Regions from separate parts of the Mus musculus genome. Here region 2 is linked to region 1. The links are chromatin loops, found by intact Hi-C in ENCODE. Cell type or tissue: gastrocnemius. All regions are shown on one strand. Links, peaks and the distances in the headings refer to the core of each region. The heading gives the core; the rest is flanking DNA.

Region 1 (8,000 bases), core at 1-8,000:
ATTTTTCTTTTCTAATAAAAATATTCAAAGTAGTAAGTTTCTTTTTAGGCTCCTTTTTTCTTTCTTTCTTTTTTGAGATAGAGTCTCACTATTTAGACCAGCCTGGCCTTGAACTCAGAGAACAACCTGCCCAGATTCTGGACATTTCTATATGCAAATGCTGTACATTTTCACGTCTTACATTTTAAGTTATTATCATATCATATTTTAATTATTCAGTGTCAAGTTTTCCCTATTACCTTTTCTATTTCTTTTTCAATTCCAGGGATTGTATAAAAATTGTTTAATTTCTGCATTTCAGAACAGTGAGTTTTTGTTTGATATCTTAGTGATTTCTGATTTTATTTCATTTTGTTCAGAGCGTCTATTCAGTTCACCTTCAGTTTTGGTTTTGTTGTCTTTGTTTAGTTAGTAGAGACTTGTTTTATGGCCAGTGTAAGTGCTCTTGATGAGTATGATATGTGCAAAGGAAGTAAATTCTGCTGTGTCTGGTGCCTGTACAACTCAGCTGAGTGAGTGAGAGAACAGCTCAGATGGTATGTGAGTGAGCTGTGCAACACTATAGCACCTGACATAGTTAGCTGAGACAGAGAAAGTCTGCTGTCTTTCCTCACAGTTTTGGAGGGTCCAGGCTATATTTTTAGAATGTGATAGGAAGATTATGGCAGAACAAACCTGCCACTTCATGATGGACTTGAAAGGCAAAGGGAGAGAGATAGATCACTCAGCCCTTCATGGGCAGCCCTTGGTGACATAACAGCCTCCACTAGTCTCTATTTGATATTAGTTCTGCCATAGAGCCTCATGTGCTTCCTGCCAACCCTGTATGCCTTTCCATTTATTTGCTTTCCAGCCTTATATGCCTTTATAGAGCAAGTGGATTCCTTGTAGGCAGAAACCTACAATACTTGTCGGGAAGGGAATGCCCACAGTTGCCCATCTTGATAGTGTGTGCCTTTTAATTGCAATATATCGTGCTGTTAACATTTGGTATAATTAGTGATAACTAGTTTATATTGATTGGACTTATGTCTACTAGTTTAGTCATCCCCCATGCTAGTTTTCACTAACCAAGAATAATTTCACTGAACTCCATTCCTTTATAATACTGCATCTCTTGATAGAGACTGTCTTTAAGAGGAAGTAGTAAGTATCTGATGGAAAGTAGTGTGTACCTGAAGGGTGTGAGGTGGGGGCAGTGGGAATGGCCTTCATTAGGATTCTCTACCAGGCTGCCTCCTGGCCAGCTCCGGCCTCAACCTCCCCGGTAGCTTGGAGATAAGTGCACTTGTGTCTGTGGCTGGTAGGCAGCTGCCATCACTTCCCATTGCCACCCACTTAAGCACAGATTTGTTCTGTGCTTCCATTTCCCTGGGGTCGTAAAATGAAGTGATGGGACTAAACTGACCCCAGGTGGTCCTGGCTGACATCCGTGACTTGGAGGCTTTGATTAGAGGAACGTTTATCTAAAAGGTGAATTCACACTGTTTTCACTTAGCCGTCTCCTTCCGCCAGGGGCAGCTTTCTGTAAGCTTACCTGTGACCTGTGTTCTGTTACTACTATGGGACCCCTGGCTCCTCAGCTATCTGGTCATGACTACAAAATGTTAAGTGTTTTTATCAGCTGTGGAAAAGAAAAACAAGAACGTCAAGGGACGCTCTCTTGACTGATGTGCTAGGGCACCTGACTCGTCTCTAAGCTCCAGTGTCACCAGCTGACCTTTCCTAGTCATACTTAAACATCAAACTACCTTTTGGCTTTTTCAATTATATTGGGCAGAGACTGTTGGCTCTTAGATCCTATTAACATAACCAGTCTCCAGAAAGAAATTAGATTACAATTTCAAAAAAGAGGTAGGTGCATCCTCTAAGCCTACACTCTTAAGTGTAGAGCCTCCCTAATGTCAGTGTGAGATGTATCCGATTTTATTGAGGTATTGTCCAGGTGTGGTGATGGTTTATAAAAGGACATTTTTCTGCGGGTGTGGTTCTGAGGCATTCAGTGATAACCCCAGGTGGCATCAGTCCAAAGAACTTTTAAGCTCTGTTGACCCATCCTGGCCTGTGGAGATGGGACGAATGTAGACTATGACTAATGGAAGTTAATCTCTTATCTCTGTGCCCTCATTTAATTGTTGGTTTGGCTTGAATGGATTGAGTTTGGTTGGGGTCCTATAGCTTGACTGAAGCAGCTCTAGGATAAAAACTAGGTTTTTAGTTCTAATAGAATCTCTGACCTAATGCAAATTACCTTTTCTATTTCCAAGAGGGACAGTAGGCAGCAAGATCACTAGAGGCTATGGGAAGGGAGAAAGTCCTCCTTTGTCCTAGCTACATCTGATTTATTTATTCTTTCTTCATGTTCATTTCTTTGGTTTGATTGGAGGAGTTAGTGATGAACTCCTAAGCTATTAGACACTAAGCATTGTTGGACCCGCTGGGAGCTCCCCGTCTAAAAGGAGGAACAGACATGTCCATAAATAAGCGTGGATGCACACGGAGCTTGTCATACCAAGGGCTCTGAGAGCATGTCACAGAAAAAGAGATGTCTTTGAGCCGAGTTAAGACTAGGTGGCATAGGTTTATTTTTAAGGTGGGGCTCTCCTTTCCCTCCGCCCTGCTCCCCACCCACTCTCACTGTGAACAGTTCCAGCACTGTATGTTTCCTAGAGAGCAGAGCTTCCTACATAGCTGTTACCTTGGTGGCCTGTGAGAAATGAGTAATTCAGAGCATCCCTGCAGCCTTCCTAAGGCAGTCCTCTAGCTGTCATAAAGAGCAGTAGCCCTGGCAGGAAAACTGAGTCCAATTGCAGCCTCTGGTGTTAGAAGTTGAAACAGCTCCTCTCTGCCCCAGAACCTAAGACTGAAATCCCAGAAGGTAAGGTGTCAACTGTGGTCCTGGAAGAAAGGCGCACTGGTTAAGTGGCTGCCCACAGGATGGAGGGAGGATTATGTAGCAGACCCTGAAATGCTCAAATGGAGCAGCATCTTGTGTACTTGTATTAGCATATGAAAAAGAATAGTTACGTAGATATCTTTACATCTCTGAAACAAGGCAGCAGATTTACTAAGATACTGGACTACACATAGCAGCAACAAAATCTCCACAGCTCACCAAAGATTCAATACTCAGTTGTTTTTGATGTTCAGATTTGATAAGAATTTCCCCTTCGTTGCTTTTCAGATGGAAATACAATTCGGAAAGGAAACAGAATATACTGACCCTTTTCTTTTGATTTTCAAGACAGGGTTTCTCTGTGTAGCCTTGGCTGTCCTGGAACTTTCTCTGTAAACCAGACTGGCCTCAAACTCAAATATCCAACTGCCTCTGCCTCCAAGTGCTGGGATTAAAGGCGTGTGCTGCCAATGACTTTTCAAACTGTGGGTTATTTTCTTTCTCCACATTTTCCCAGAGGAAAGACATTTTTGAGGTGGAGTTAAGTTTGTTTTCATTTGCAAGGTGATGGATGGTGTCATGCTTGTGGCAGCCTCCTCGGTGTGCCTGCCTCCATGCTCCATGATGCTCTGTAACAGACAGATCAGTTTGTAGCTCTTCCCTTCCTCGGGGCAGATTCCCATTGCTGCTGTTGCCAGCTCTCTTGTTTTTCCTAGTGATGGAGCTGTCACTGTGCCCAGGCTCTCTGGCCTACGGCCACTTCTTCTGAGAAATACCAGTTGAGAACACGCACAGTTTGTGGTACATGTTAGATTCTGGATCCTAGGATGTTTCCAGGTACTTTCTGAACTACACTCAGAGCTTCCTACCTTCTGTCTTTTATGCATCTTAATATAATTTACCTTTTTTCTTTTTTTCTTTTAATTTTAGAAAGTTCTCTGAAGTCCAGTAACTGCTGTTAGAAGTAGATGAGTTGTGTTTATCATGTGACATTATGTACTTCCTGTCCTCCATGAGAACATTATGGAAAGGTGCAAAAAAGAATGGTTACAGTTAGGTTAGAGATGTACAGACAGACAGAAGTCTGGCCTCTCAGGCTGAGAGTCTAAATAAGCAGACCCACCTTCAACTCTGTCTGGCAGCTTTTTTCACTGTGTCCCAGAACAAGGTGCCTGTTGAGCTTCAGTGTCTTCGTGTGTAAATGAAATATAGGACACCTCTCTGTTGATAGTCAGTGACCCAGTGTCATTCACAATGTCCTCCGTCACTGAGTTCCTGCCACCTACCTCACCAGAGCCCTGACAGATGATATGACCTTGGGCCAACAGTAAGGTCAACATCTCAGAGAACTTAAATCCAAGGCGGACCTCACTATCCTGTATCTTGACTTAGTGAGTGACCAAAAACCGCTCTCTCATCTTACACATTCTTAAAGCTAGGCGTCTTCCAGGTAGAAGAGATTTCACCTGAATGATCCTTGCCGCCTACATTGCTCCCCTTACCTACTCCACCCCTTGTTGCTGTAGTATTTAAAATGGCTCTATGATGCAGGGAGAAATAAGTAATGCAGATGGTTTTGGCTTATGTGAAATCAGTTGCTAGGAATTGAGAAATAGCTTTTCACAGTTGAAATCACTGTTTTGAGGAAGATTATGGCTTCAGCCAGCTGTGTGAATGATAATGATAACGGGAATGAGATGGGGGTGCACCAGTGCAGTTGTGTCGGCTCTTTGAAGTGTGGGTACCGTTGTTGCCGTCCTTTGGATGCCAAGGCCAGAGAGGTTAATAGAATTACTTTCTGCCTGGTGAGGGAGTAGGAGAGCTGGGACTTGAACTTACCCTATCTGGCTCCAGAGCCCACATACTTAGTTAACTGTCTCATCCTAGGAAAAGTAAGAGAAGGCAGGCTAGGAAGAAATGACCCCAGGTGTGTCATTTTACTTCTGCTCTGCAGGTATTCTGAGAGAAGCTTCACAAAGTGTGTTGGAATTACAATTGAGACCAGACCTGATTATTGCATGAAGCGGCACCTAAGTGACATGTTGACTTATGGCTGCACAAGGCTGGAGATCGGAGTGCAGAGTGTCTATGAAGATGTGGCCAGAGATACCAACAGGTGAGATGCTGGCAGGCAGCCTCCTCTGTCCCCACTGACTCTTCTTTCTTCCTTGAGCCCAGTCTCAGAGAAAGATGTGCAATCTTAGCTGTTTAACTCTCTTCTGCCACCCATGCTCTCAGGCCAGCTGTCTGTGCCTTCATTTTCAGTATAGTCATCTGACAGTCCTTTCCACCTAAAAACGTGTCACTGAGTCAGGGAAGGTCAGTCTGTGAGGAAACTTGTAAATAACTGCTCCCTCGGCTGAAGAGCAAAGAAATGAGTGAGGATTTCATTAGCAGCAGACGCTACTGACACAAAGTGGCACCGGCCACTTCACATGGCAGGACTGTAAGGGGAGCTAAGGAAACACACTAGTCCATACTTAGAAGCAGCCTAGAGGAATGGCAGGCCCAGGACTTTGTCCTTTAAGTAACAGTGATCTGTTGGATATTTTTAAGCACAGAGAAAAATCTAATAGGTATTGTACCTACAAAAGAGGAATCTCAGGGCAAGGCAAACTCCAGTAGGAAAGTCTCACCCAAGGAGAGCAGGGTAATCACAGGCTGTGCTAGGAGATCCCTGTGGGGATGTTCAGGGACACTTCCTGAAAAAATAACAGCAAGCGGAGGCTGAAAGGAGACTGCGAGTTACTGGTGTGCATTGGAGGAGAGCTGCTTGAGGATGGGAGCACATGACAGGCAGAAGGTTGGATTACGTGGGGCCCTGGGTGTCAGCACAAGATCCTGGGCTTCAGTCAAGAGGCAGGCTGGGAGCTAAGATAGGAGCATGCCTGCATATAGTCAGTAAGAGCTCCTTTGTGCCAATATGGGAGATGGTTTAAAGGGGGGGTAAGGAGATAGCCTCGACCCACAGCTGTTGGAGCAATTTAATTAGGAAACCCTTGAGTCCTAGAAAGTGTTGTTTGCTACCTGCTGGGAAGCAAGGGCTGGAGAGAAAGGGAAGTGGGAGCCTTGGAGAGAAGAGAGGCTTCACTTTGTAGACACTAAATGTTACATACTTGTGGAACTAAAGGTTTGGTTTAGAACAGTAGACTGTTCCAGATCTGCACTGTCCATGTGACAGTACAGCTGAGGAAATGAATATTTCTTTGTAACTTTATTTGCATAGCTGCATATGCATAGTTGTGACCATATTGTACAGTAACTTTGGAGTAGAATATTTGAGTGCAGAATTCAGAAGAAAGTCCAAGCCTCGACCAGAACATTAGATGTCATTGGTGAAAACTAATTAGAAAAGGAGTGGGGCCATGGGAATAAGTGGGGTGTCTAGGGGGAATATGAGGGAGCCCATGGCTTCTGAGAGCTTCCTGTGCTACCTGGGAGCATCTTGGTGGTAGAAGGAATTGTCACAAGGCCTCAAGTTTTAGTTGCCCCAGTTGTTATCAAGGCCTGCTTCCTACTCCGATGTGGCGGGACAGCGTATGTTACAAGGCCTGATCAGACCCCTGTGCCAGCCAAACCTTTCTCTGATGGACTCTTTGTCATACTAGTGACATCTGCTTTGTGTTTTAGTTTCTTCCCTCTCTCTACCTATATTTCATAGTTGTGAAAGAAGTGATACTCAAATCAGAGCTCCTTCATTATTTAGTGTTGTTATTGTTGCTGTTGCCCAGTTTAGCCCCAAACCTGGATGATCTTTAATTTTTAATCTTTCTGCCTCACAGGAACACAGTGCCCCTTGTTACTTCCTGGCCTTTGCGCAGGTTTATAAGAGATTTCTGAGCACTGTCTTTAAAGCTGTGATTTTGCTCCAGGCCTCCCTAGAGCTGTGTGAAAGTGACTTCTGTTCCCAGCCAAGTAGCTCTTGCTCTCATAGATTGTTTTCCTTTTCCTCTTCCTCTTCCTCTTCCTCCTCCTCTTCCCCCCCCCCCCATGTGTTAGCTTGATTGTCCATTTATCTGTCTGACAGGTGATGCATTTTCTTCCCCCAGGGGCCATACTGTGAAGGCAGCGTGTGAATCTTTCCACCTGGCCAAAGATTCTGGTTTCAAAGTGGTGACGCATATGATGCCTGACCTGCCGAACGTGGGACTGGAGAGAGACATTGAGCAGTTTATAGTAAGTGCGGCCTTGAGCCTGTAGACCCCAAGCACCTCCTCACACTTCCACACCTCACTGCTGTGCGTGCTCACTGTTGTGTTTTCCATTTTTAAAGCTGTAAAGCCTTGTTCCAAAATACTCAAAACACAGTAAAGACCAATCACCCACCTCCCCATTGTCAGACAGAAACTATATTTTAATTCATTCTTTTCAGGCTTTCAAATGCCTGGGCTTGGAGCTGGAGAGGTAGCTTGGTGTTAGAGCACCAACTACTCTTCCCAAGGACTTTGGTTCTATTACCAGCACCCACATGGTGGCTCATAACTGTCCATTACTCTAGTTCCAGGGGATCTACCACCTTCTGGCCTTGCTGGGCACTAGGCATACATGTGGTGCGCAGCTATACATGTAGGCAAACATTTATATACATACATATAAATTTTAAATTATGAAATGCTTAGTGTCTTAGTTAGGGTTTCCTTTGCTGTGAAAGAGACACCATGACCAAGACAACTCTTATAAAGGGCAACATTTAATTGGGTCTGGCTTACAGGTTCAGAGGTTCAGTTCATTGTCTTCATGGCAGGAAGCATGGCAGTATCCAGGCAGACCTGGTGCTGGTGGAGCTGAGAGTTCTACATCTTGTTTCAAAGGCAAACCAGGCAAGACTATCTCTTCCAGACAGCTAGGAGAAGGGTCTCAAAGCCCACCCCTACAGTGACACACTTCCTCCAACAAGGCCACACCTAATCCAACAAGGACACACCTCCTAATATTGACTCTCCCTAGGCCAAGCATATTCAAACCACCACACTTAGGATTTGAGGAACTGAGGCTGTTTTTGCACGTGTAACACAGGCACACTCACATTCACATGACATAGGCTTTTCTTGATGTAGCTTTTTAACTTAATATTATAACAAGCATTTATAGTATAACAAGATAA
Region 2 (8,690 bases), core at 335-8,334, 140 kb after region 1:
AAAGAAAGAGAGGGGGGAGGGAGGGAGGGAGGAAGGAAGGAAGGAAGGAAGGAAAGAAGGAAGGAAGGAAGGAGAAGAGAGAGGAGAAGAGAAGAGAAGAGGAGAGGAGAGGAGAGGAGAGGAGAGGAGAGGAGAGGAGAGGAGAGGAGAGAAGAGAAGAGAAGAGAAGAGAAGAGAAGAGAAGAGAAGAGAAGAGAAGAGAAGAGAAGAGAAGAGAAGAGAAGAGAAGAGAAACTGAGCTGAGAACCCACATCCATTGCTCTCAGCTCCCTGACAGTGGCCACAATATGACCGGCAGCATCAAACTCCACCCAATTACTTCCCACCATGAAAGACTGCACCCTCAAACTGTGAGCCCACACATACCCTTTCTCCCTTAGGTTGCTTTTGTTGTGTGTCTGCTTCCCAGCTATGAGAAAAGTAGCCATTGTACAGCTTTCAAGCTCAAAGTTGCCTCAAGATCCAAGAGAGCAGCTAGAACTCCAGCCATCACGCGTGTGCTCCAGGAGATAAGCTTGAGGGAGGGAACACACAAGCCTCTGTTAGCTGAGTTGAGATCTTTAAAAGACCTTCCTCAAAATCCAAACCTAAAAACCAGCAGCATGACTTTTGGTGACTCGAGCTACACAAAAGGCTAGGAAAATACAGGGTTTTAGCTGAGTACACTGTCACTTTAAGTAAAATCAAAGACATGGCTCTATAAAGAATAACAAGGGATGGAAAATATTGGGCAGCCACCCAGCAAGAGCTACCACAGCGTGTACAAGATGAGGCTCCATACCCAGGACCAGCAGGGTGCATAACTATCTCTCCACGCCCCATGTCATGCAGAAAGCGTGTACTGGCTGCTTTGACCGTAGTGACCACGTGGACCTCAGAGAGCTCTGTGCCAAGTGGGCATGCTGGTTCCCTGGGCCTTTTCACTAGGAACATGTGTGAGTAGGAATTTCGTTTTCAGGGCTTGTTCTTAACCTGGGCAAGTGTTTGCTGTTCACTTTTTGTTGAGATAGAATTCCTACAAGGACAAAATTCACCATTCTAAATAACTCTTTCATCACACTTAAAAGAAACTCTGTACCCATCAGTAGCCAGGGCAGGTGCTTCCCTGAACCCTCCTCTGCCCAGTCCCCAGTCTACCAAGAACTAGACTTGCCACCTGAACAGGTGCTTGCTCTCCTCAGATGATGAAAGCCTTGCATTCTGGAATGTTTCAAATCTTAGGAAAATGAAGAACAGGGTCCTGGTGCAGTTCTCCCAGGGGCAGGGAAGGGAGATCCTCAGAGATGGGGTACACTCTGAGCACTGGGACTCCAGCTGCCTGGGTGCCACCTGTCCGCAGGCCACTCCCTGCCTGGGCTAAGAAGAAGATTTGGGTTCCACAACAAGGGCTGGGGCATCTTCAGCAGCCTGCAACATCCTAAGGTGCAGCGGCAGCTTGGAAACCTCCCAGATACCAATGTGAGACTTCAGGTAGCACCGATTACAGGAAAAAGATGGTGAGATAGGAGAGAATGTGGCACTAGCATTTAATAAAGGCCTCTGCGTCCCAAACACAAACAGAATCTCATCGCTCCACTCCCGTCTTGGGAGTTGGTGCACCCATTCTACAGAAGGGAACCTGAGGCCCACCGGACATGCACCTGCTGCAAAGGAGAAAGCTGCAGTCTCAAAGCCCCTGCCGAGCTTGTGCTCTGATCTATACTGTGCCGCGCTGTGAGCACCTGTGGAAAATGCTTCCAGAATCACCCCGGTGTGGCCTAGCCCTTGCCACCCCAATGGGGCCAGGACATTAGGAGGGGTCTCAGCTGAGCCAGTGGGAGCTGGGCGTGAGTTCCCCCTCCCTCCTGTGTGCTGCCTGATCCTCACTCCTCAGGCGGAGAGGTTATTGGAGAAGACTCCAGGTTTTGGGGTCTGCCTTATCCCTTGTCACCAGGAGTCTGTTTTTCTGAGTGACTTGCCAGCTCTCCCTAGGCTGGCCATCCTCACAGTGGCTCTGAAAGCAGCCGGAGAGGCAGCTGAGGGATCCTAGCTGATCGGGAGTCCAGGTGAAAACAGGCTAGAGGCTGCGTTGATGGGAGGCTGGCATGTCACAAGTCTGAACGCGGAGCAGGGGAGGGGGCCAGGCAGGCAGGATTGTAGTTGGGCTGTTTGGTTGATGAAGGGGGTCAGCGTAGGCATGTGTCATCATCGAGGTAGGCAGGGAAGGGGAGGGCTGTGCGTGGGGGGAGGATATATATGCTGGTGTGGCTGACACAGAGGAACAAGCCTCACATCTGAGAGAACCCTGAAACGGACAGCGTCAGGTAGGCAATGCATGTGGCCCCAGCAACCAGCCGGTCGACAGTATCTGCCCAGAGCCTCTCCGGAGAGCAGGGCAGTCTGGGCAGCTCCTCCACCCCTGTCTTTTGTCCACTGTGGCTGCTTGCTGGCCTCTTGTGAGATTGTGGCTTCATTCATCTTCTCAGTGTTCCGATGGTGGAGAAGGGGGAGGGCTGAGGGCTGGCTAGTCTCAAAGAGAAATGCGAAAGAAAGCTGAACTTGGAAATGAGGAAAAGTTTTGCTTCCCCAGTTGTGGCCGCTACTGGGTGACGGATACACATGGAAGAGGTGGCTGCGGGCGAGAGGGTGGACACTGGGAGGGGGCTTGCCATTCAGAGGAGCCCTGGGAAGCCCCTGGAGCACACCTTATGTCGGATTTTTGTTCTGTGGCTTCCTGCCCTTTGTGCAAACTGTCGTCTGGTGTCATTGAATCTGATGTCATTCTGGTTCTCTTACACCTTAATGGAAATTGTCAATAATGTGGGGAAAGACAGATCCAAAGGCTGAGCTTCACCTGAGTCCATGGCTGAATGCAGTCAGTAGCCGGCAGGGTGATTTTCGTGGTCGTTTTTTTAAAGGCATGACCTTGGTCCTCTGGATCCTGGGTTGTTCCCAGGTATCCTCTCTTCCTTGACATCTTTCTCCCCACTGCTCGTCTGTCCCACCTAAAAGGTCTCTGCCCAGATTGCATGGAACTCTCCCAGGTCAGGGAATCTGAACTAGCACTGCTTTCTCTCAGCCTCCTCCTCCTCCTCCTCCTCCTCCTCCTCCTCCTCCTCCTCCTCTCTTTGTGTATTTCTTTCCCCTCCCTTCTCTACTCATCCCCTTCTCTCCCCCATCTCCTTTTGAACTTGGAGAAGTTCGGGGGTGGGGGGATTTCAAGTAAGGCAGGATGATTCGGAAAAGGGGGCTATTTAAAGCATGCTGCTTTGGACTTGAATACCCCAAGCCTGGGCTTAAACATCTGTGTTTAGCTTCCTCCAGCAGCTCATAATTGCCCCAATTATAACCAATAACATTGTTCAGCAGACTAACAAAAGCTGAGCTCCACACGGCATTTGCCAGCAAGCCCAAACGAGAGTTTCCATCTCAGAGGGAGAAAAGTAACTGCCCGGCTTCGTATCAAAACCTCCCAAAGAGAACGCTGTGATTTCTCGCAGCCTGTGGGTGGATGCTGCACACACCCCTCCCTTTTCTCATTTGTGAAGCCTAGCAGGGAGATATTCTACAAGCTTCCATCAGTGCCATGATACCTTAACAGAAAGGAGTCCTGTTCCTCCGGCTCGCTGAGTCTTCTGCAGGAGAAACTGCCCCAGACATCATCTGAGTCAAGGATACAGCCGCACGTCTCCAGGTGACCCCCAGCACTGTCTGTGGAAAGTGCTCTGGTGTAGCTAAGGGTCATCTTCTTCAGGAGTGGCCGCCGCTGCCTTATCAGCTGAAGTCTGAGGGCACTTAGGGCTGCAGAAAACTCAGCAGGTTTTGCATTGCCGGTGAAGGGAGTAATTGCAGGATTAGACGTTAGCCGAGCCCGAGAATGGAGCTGTCACCAAGCAATTCCGTCTTCAATCAATCAGGTATTTATCAGCTACACCCCACCAGGCAAGGGAGGCACGGGGCTCTATAGACTCAGCAGAGATGCTAATAACAGCACTTTATTTGTGCAATGATTTACGCGCTTCACACCCATTATCTCCAGCAACAACCCTGGAAGGCTAAAAAGAAAGAAAAAAAAATCATTATCTCAAGAGTTGCAGGAACAGGACCCAATGCAGCAAGCGCAGCCCGGAGCAGCTGTCCCAGGTCTGATGCTCACTCCCCTTAAGATCCGTAGAGCTTGTAAACTAGTAGCAGGCACACACCACTGACTGTTAGGAAGCAATGCAAGATAATGGGATAGCACAGGGCTGGGTGTGATCAGTCCTACACTTGAGGTCCAGAAAGTCAAAGCTGGATGAATTTAGGGTACTTCCTCCGGCAACTGATGCCAGTGGGAAGAGAGGTAGAATTCGCATGGGAGAGGATGGATCCAGGGTTTGAAAGCAGCTAGGACAAAAGCCCAAAGGAAAGGCAAAGGAATTGATCTTTCTCTAATCCAGGAATGGCGTACATTAAGCTAAACTTGGATATATACTTATTTCATCACACACACACACACACACACACACACACACACACACACACGGTGACCATGACCAGTTTAATCCTGTATTGTTCAATCCTGTATTGTGTACTTACAATGATATGCTTCGAAGACCCTTCCTTCCCCCCTGACTCCTCCACTCACACAGACCATAAGGAAATGTTTGTTTCCTGTGCGCTGGGTCATCAGATGCTTTAGGAACAAAAGAACACATCTCAGGAATGAGCATCATCACGACATCGGCTTTGGGGGGCTTGAGTTCCTGAGAACAAAGGGATCTTTGAAACAGTTCTGTTTCGATACCTTCATCTGCTCCCACCGTCTCACATAGATCTTACATTTTAACCACAAACTCTAGCTGTGATAGTTGGGGCACACCAATTTGAGGGAGCAAGGGGACACAAGTTATTTTCTGAGCATCATAACCCTCGAAAGGTTACACCCACTTTGAACCTCAACTTCCCATGGCCCTGGGTCTGTCAAAATCCTGGCAGCTGCCTAGGCACTGCAGCAGCATAGACCAGCCAGGTAGGGAAAGCTGGGCTTGCCTTCCTGCCAAGCAGACAAGGCTCTGCAGCCTACAGTGTCACAACCAGCCTCTCTCCTCCTCGTGCTGGTCCTGTGATCTTCCCCCATCCTGTCACCCCATTCATCCTTTCATTCATCCAGCTGAGAACGTGCGTGGGTTCCTGAGAGGAGCAGTGCACGCGCCTGTAGCACTCAGTCACCAGCTTTCTCCCAACTCACCATCAAAGTCACAAAATGTGAATGAACCTAGACCAGTAGTCTCCAAAGGGGCTTACCTACCCAGATACCTACTAGGCGACTAGAAACTGAGGTGTTAAATTGGTTTTTATCTTATTACAACACACACACACATTTCCTCTGCAGGCACATATTGAAGCTAGAGGTCAACACCAGGTGTCCTTCCTCCTCTACTGTTCTCCGACATATTTACTTGAGCAGAATCTCTGACCAAATCTCAGAAGCTCAGAGTTTAGTTAGAGTGACTGACAAGCAAGGCAGCAGGCTCTGCTTGTCACTGTCCCCAGCCTCAGCACTGGGGTTACAGGCACACAATACCACTCCTGGCTTTTTACACGACTTCTGCAGAATCCAAGCTCAGGCATTCATGTTGTGTAACAAGCATTTTATAGACTGAACCATCTCCCCACCCCCTAAATCTTATCTTTCTTAATTTCTCCATTAATGGATTTTATAAAATATGGAACATGATTTGAAGAGATTAGGAATGTATGTTCAAAACTAATTGTAAGAGTAACTGTGGTTAATGACAACTTATTCTTCACTTTAAAATAGCCAGGGTAGAGGACTTAGAACATTTGCTACACAAAAGAATGAGCTGACTGCCCCGATCTAACTGTTACACAGTGCACACCGTGTGGAAATAATACACCATACCTCCAAAAACGTGTATAGTCATGTCAATTAAGACTCTCTTTAAAACTGGTTGTTAGAAATACAAAATTAAAGAAGTTGTGAGATTATATGAGTCTAGATTCTGTCATTATCTTCCTATCTGGGTTTTCTGATTATTTTTAAAAGAACGTAGAGTGCTTTTATAAATGTAAATAAAAACTTTCAGAAGTCCATTCAAAACTACCTTGACAATGACATGACAGCATTTACCAGAATCGGGAAGGAGAGGATTAAAAGCATTCCCTTCCAATGTGTGACAGCCAAAGGGACATGTGCCTGGCTTCCCTCCTGGCCCTCTGTGAAACCCAGTGATCTTCATGACCTTCATCTGGGGCTGCTGAAGCCAATGCCACGTTGACTCCTCTTCTTCCCTCCTTCTCTCTTGCTTCTCTCACTGGTAGAGGGCAATCCTGGCCATTCATACAATCAAAGGATACTTAACCATCTCATGCAACTGCCTGTCTTTATAGACAGAGAAATCCAGAGCCAGGAAAAGCAAGTGCTGTATCCAGGATCCCACAAGTAACAACAGAACCAGACCTAGAACCCAGGACCTTGTCTCTAAGCACAGGGCTTCTTCTCATTCACAGGTCCACCGAGGCACCCTTGATCCACGTAGGTAGCTAGGTGCTTTGAGCCCTGACTCCTGAGCCCGTCCTCTCCTCTCTGGGTAGAAATGGAGAGCAAGGGAGAAACCGTTTAAGAGTAACTGTATAGCTGGGCCTTTAATCCCAGCCCTTGGGAGGGACAGGCGGGTGATCTCTAAATCTGAGGCCAGCCTGGTCTACAAAGTTAACTCCAAGATAACCAGAGCTACACAGAGGAACAACAACAACAAAGAGCAATTGAGTAATTGTATCCATCAAAGAAAAGAAAGAAAGCTGTCTCCCTGGGTAAGAGAAAGCTGTGCTCTATATGGAAGTTTTAGCTCCTGGGCTCTGAGAAAGCCCATGATTCTTTGGTGCTTCCATTAAACAATGGGTGTGGGGGTCCTTCCTTCTAGATGCACATAAAGCCACTTTCTGTTCACCAATATCCTCTTTTAATTGTTTTAACTGTTCTTTACAGGTTATAGATGACCTTTATATTCATCTATAACCCTGTAATCTGGAGGCAATTTAATATACCTTTCTGGGGTAAATACAAGTTCATAGGAGTTAAGCAGTTTGCCTAATTAACATATAACAGAATCCTGCCTGTGATAGATCAGAGAACCAGGATAGGAGGAAAACCCTGTATTCTCCCAATGATTTGGAGCTGGTTGACTATGAATATCTCTTGGTGAATCAGGGACAGGGACTGAGCAGTCCTCCAAATGAATTTGCATGCAGACAGATCATCAGAGGTACCCTCAATATAAGCGTGGGGGGCTCAATACCAGCTCTGCCACTGCAGTACATCTCTCCCAGCCTCAGTATTCTCATCTGTAAAGTGGAGTTGGCAGCGCTTAGCCCACAGGACAGAATCTTATAAAGCCATTGGCTCTCAACATCTTTCAGTCATGGGGATTCCTTCCCAACAATGTACCACAGTTCACTGCCGTTTCAAAGCCATAAACCTTGTATAGAGTTTATGGGAAGTCAGAACACAGGTCAAAATACCTGAGTTTAAGTCCTAACTCTGCTGTTTATCATCTGGGTCATCTTAGGCTAATTGCTTAACCTTTGGGAACTGATATTTATTCCAGAAAGGAGGGTAAAATGACTCCCCCAGGTGATATAGTTGTAGATGAAAATCAATATCCTCTTTTAATTGTTTTTAACTAAATCACAATATTTCTATATGTCACTGATGGAAAGAGAGCCCGCTGCCCTTCTTCACCAATACAGACTTTCCCCTAGCTCAGAGTCTCCATTCAGCTCATACTGCAGACGCGTCTTCATCCAATAGAAAAACAGCTAATTGTCCTCGGAGGCAAGAGAATACGAAAGTAGATTAAGACTAAATCACAGCGGTGTCTTATCTTTATAAACAGCAAGATACAATCAAATTTATAAGGTGCCATTACCTAAATAAAAGGTAATTAAACCTTTCTTTATTCAATACAAAATGGCCTGATTATAGGATTGCCACACTGAATGGCTAATTGCTCTGGGCTCATTTACAAAATGGAAGCCATTAAAAAACGCAAACATCCTCAGGTACACTGCGCTTCCCTATGGCCAAACATATTTCTGGCTAATAAACAACTGGAGGGAGTCATCTTCACATGAGGGGAGATTCATCATCTTCACCTTGCAGTCAAGAAGACTCTGGAAAGTGAAATGAGTTGCCCCAGGTCACACAGTTACAAAGTGTATGGTCTAAGCACAAGTGTGACTCCAGAGCTGTCTAACTATTCTGTTCCCTTCTCCTGGACACCAGTGTATGCGCACAGCTCCAAACCAGCACACAGATGGAGTTCAGGCTTCTTTTGTTTGTTGTTGGAGGGCGGTGGGGGGGGGGGGGGCGATGATTGTATGTTTGTGATTGTATTGTGTGTATGCACATGTGTGTGTATGTGTATATATGTGTGTGAGTGTGTGTGTGCAGTGTGTGTATGAGTGTATGTGTGTGAGCTTGTGTGTTAGTGTAGGTGTCTGTGATTGTGTGTAGGTGTGTGTACACATGTGTGTCTGTGTGTGTGCACGTGAGTATGCATGTCTGTGTAGGTGTGTGAGTATATGTGTGTATAGGTGGGTGTACATGATTTTTGAGTGTGTGTGTGTGTGTCTGTGTAGATATTTGTGTGATTGTGTGTATGTGTGTAGATGTGTATGTGTGTTATCCTGAGTGTGAGTATATGTGT

Evidence for each region. A loop is a pair of places that touch in the nucleus more often than their neighbours do. Peaks named below come from ENCODE experiments on the same cell type or tissue, not always from the same donor. Only the 100,000 strongest peaks of a DNase experiment are listed, where the experiment ranks them.
Region 2: it touches region 1 in a loop (4-fold over the local background); 22 of 42 quality-filtered maps call a loop at or near these places.

Annotation. Positions count from the first base shown.
Region 1 is chr14:65,562,324-65,570,323 of GRCm38, reverse strand. Elp3 (elongator acetyltransferase complex subunit 3) reads left to right here. Exons shown (of 15, transcript NM_001253812.1): 8 at 4,851-5,012; 9 at 6,946-7,072. Among named protein-coding and RNA genes, the nearest start is that of Elp3, 27 kb to the left of the region's middle. In gastrocnemius, for the core only: no CTCF peak of the experiment used is centred there; a DNase peak (open chromatin) is centred at 3,623.
Region 2 is chr14:65,418,751-65,427,440 of GRCm38, reverse strand. Pnoc (prepronociceptin) reads left to right here and starts at 1,969. Exons shown (of 4, transcript NM_010932.2): 1 at 1,969-2,303. In gastrocnemius, for the core only: no CTCF peak of the experiment used is centred there; a DNase peak (open chromatin) is centred at 832.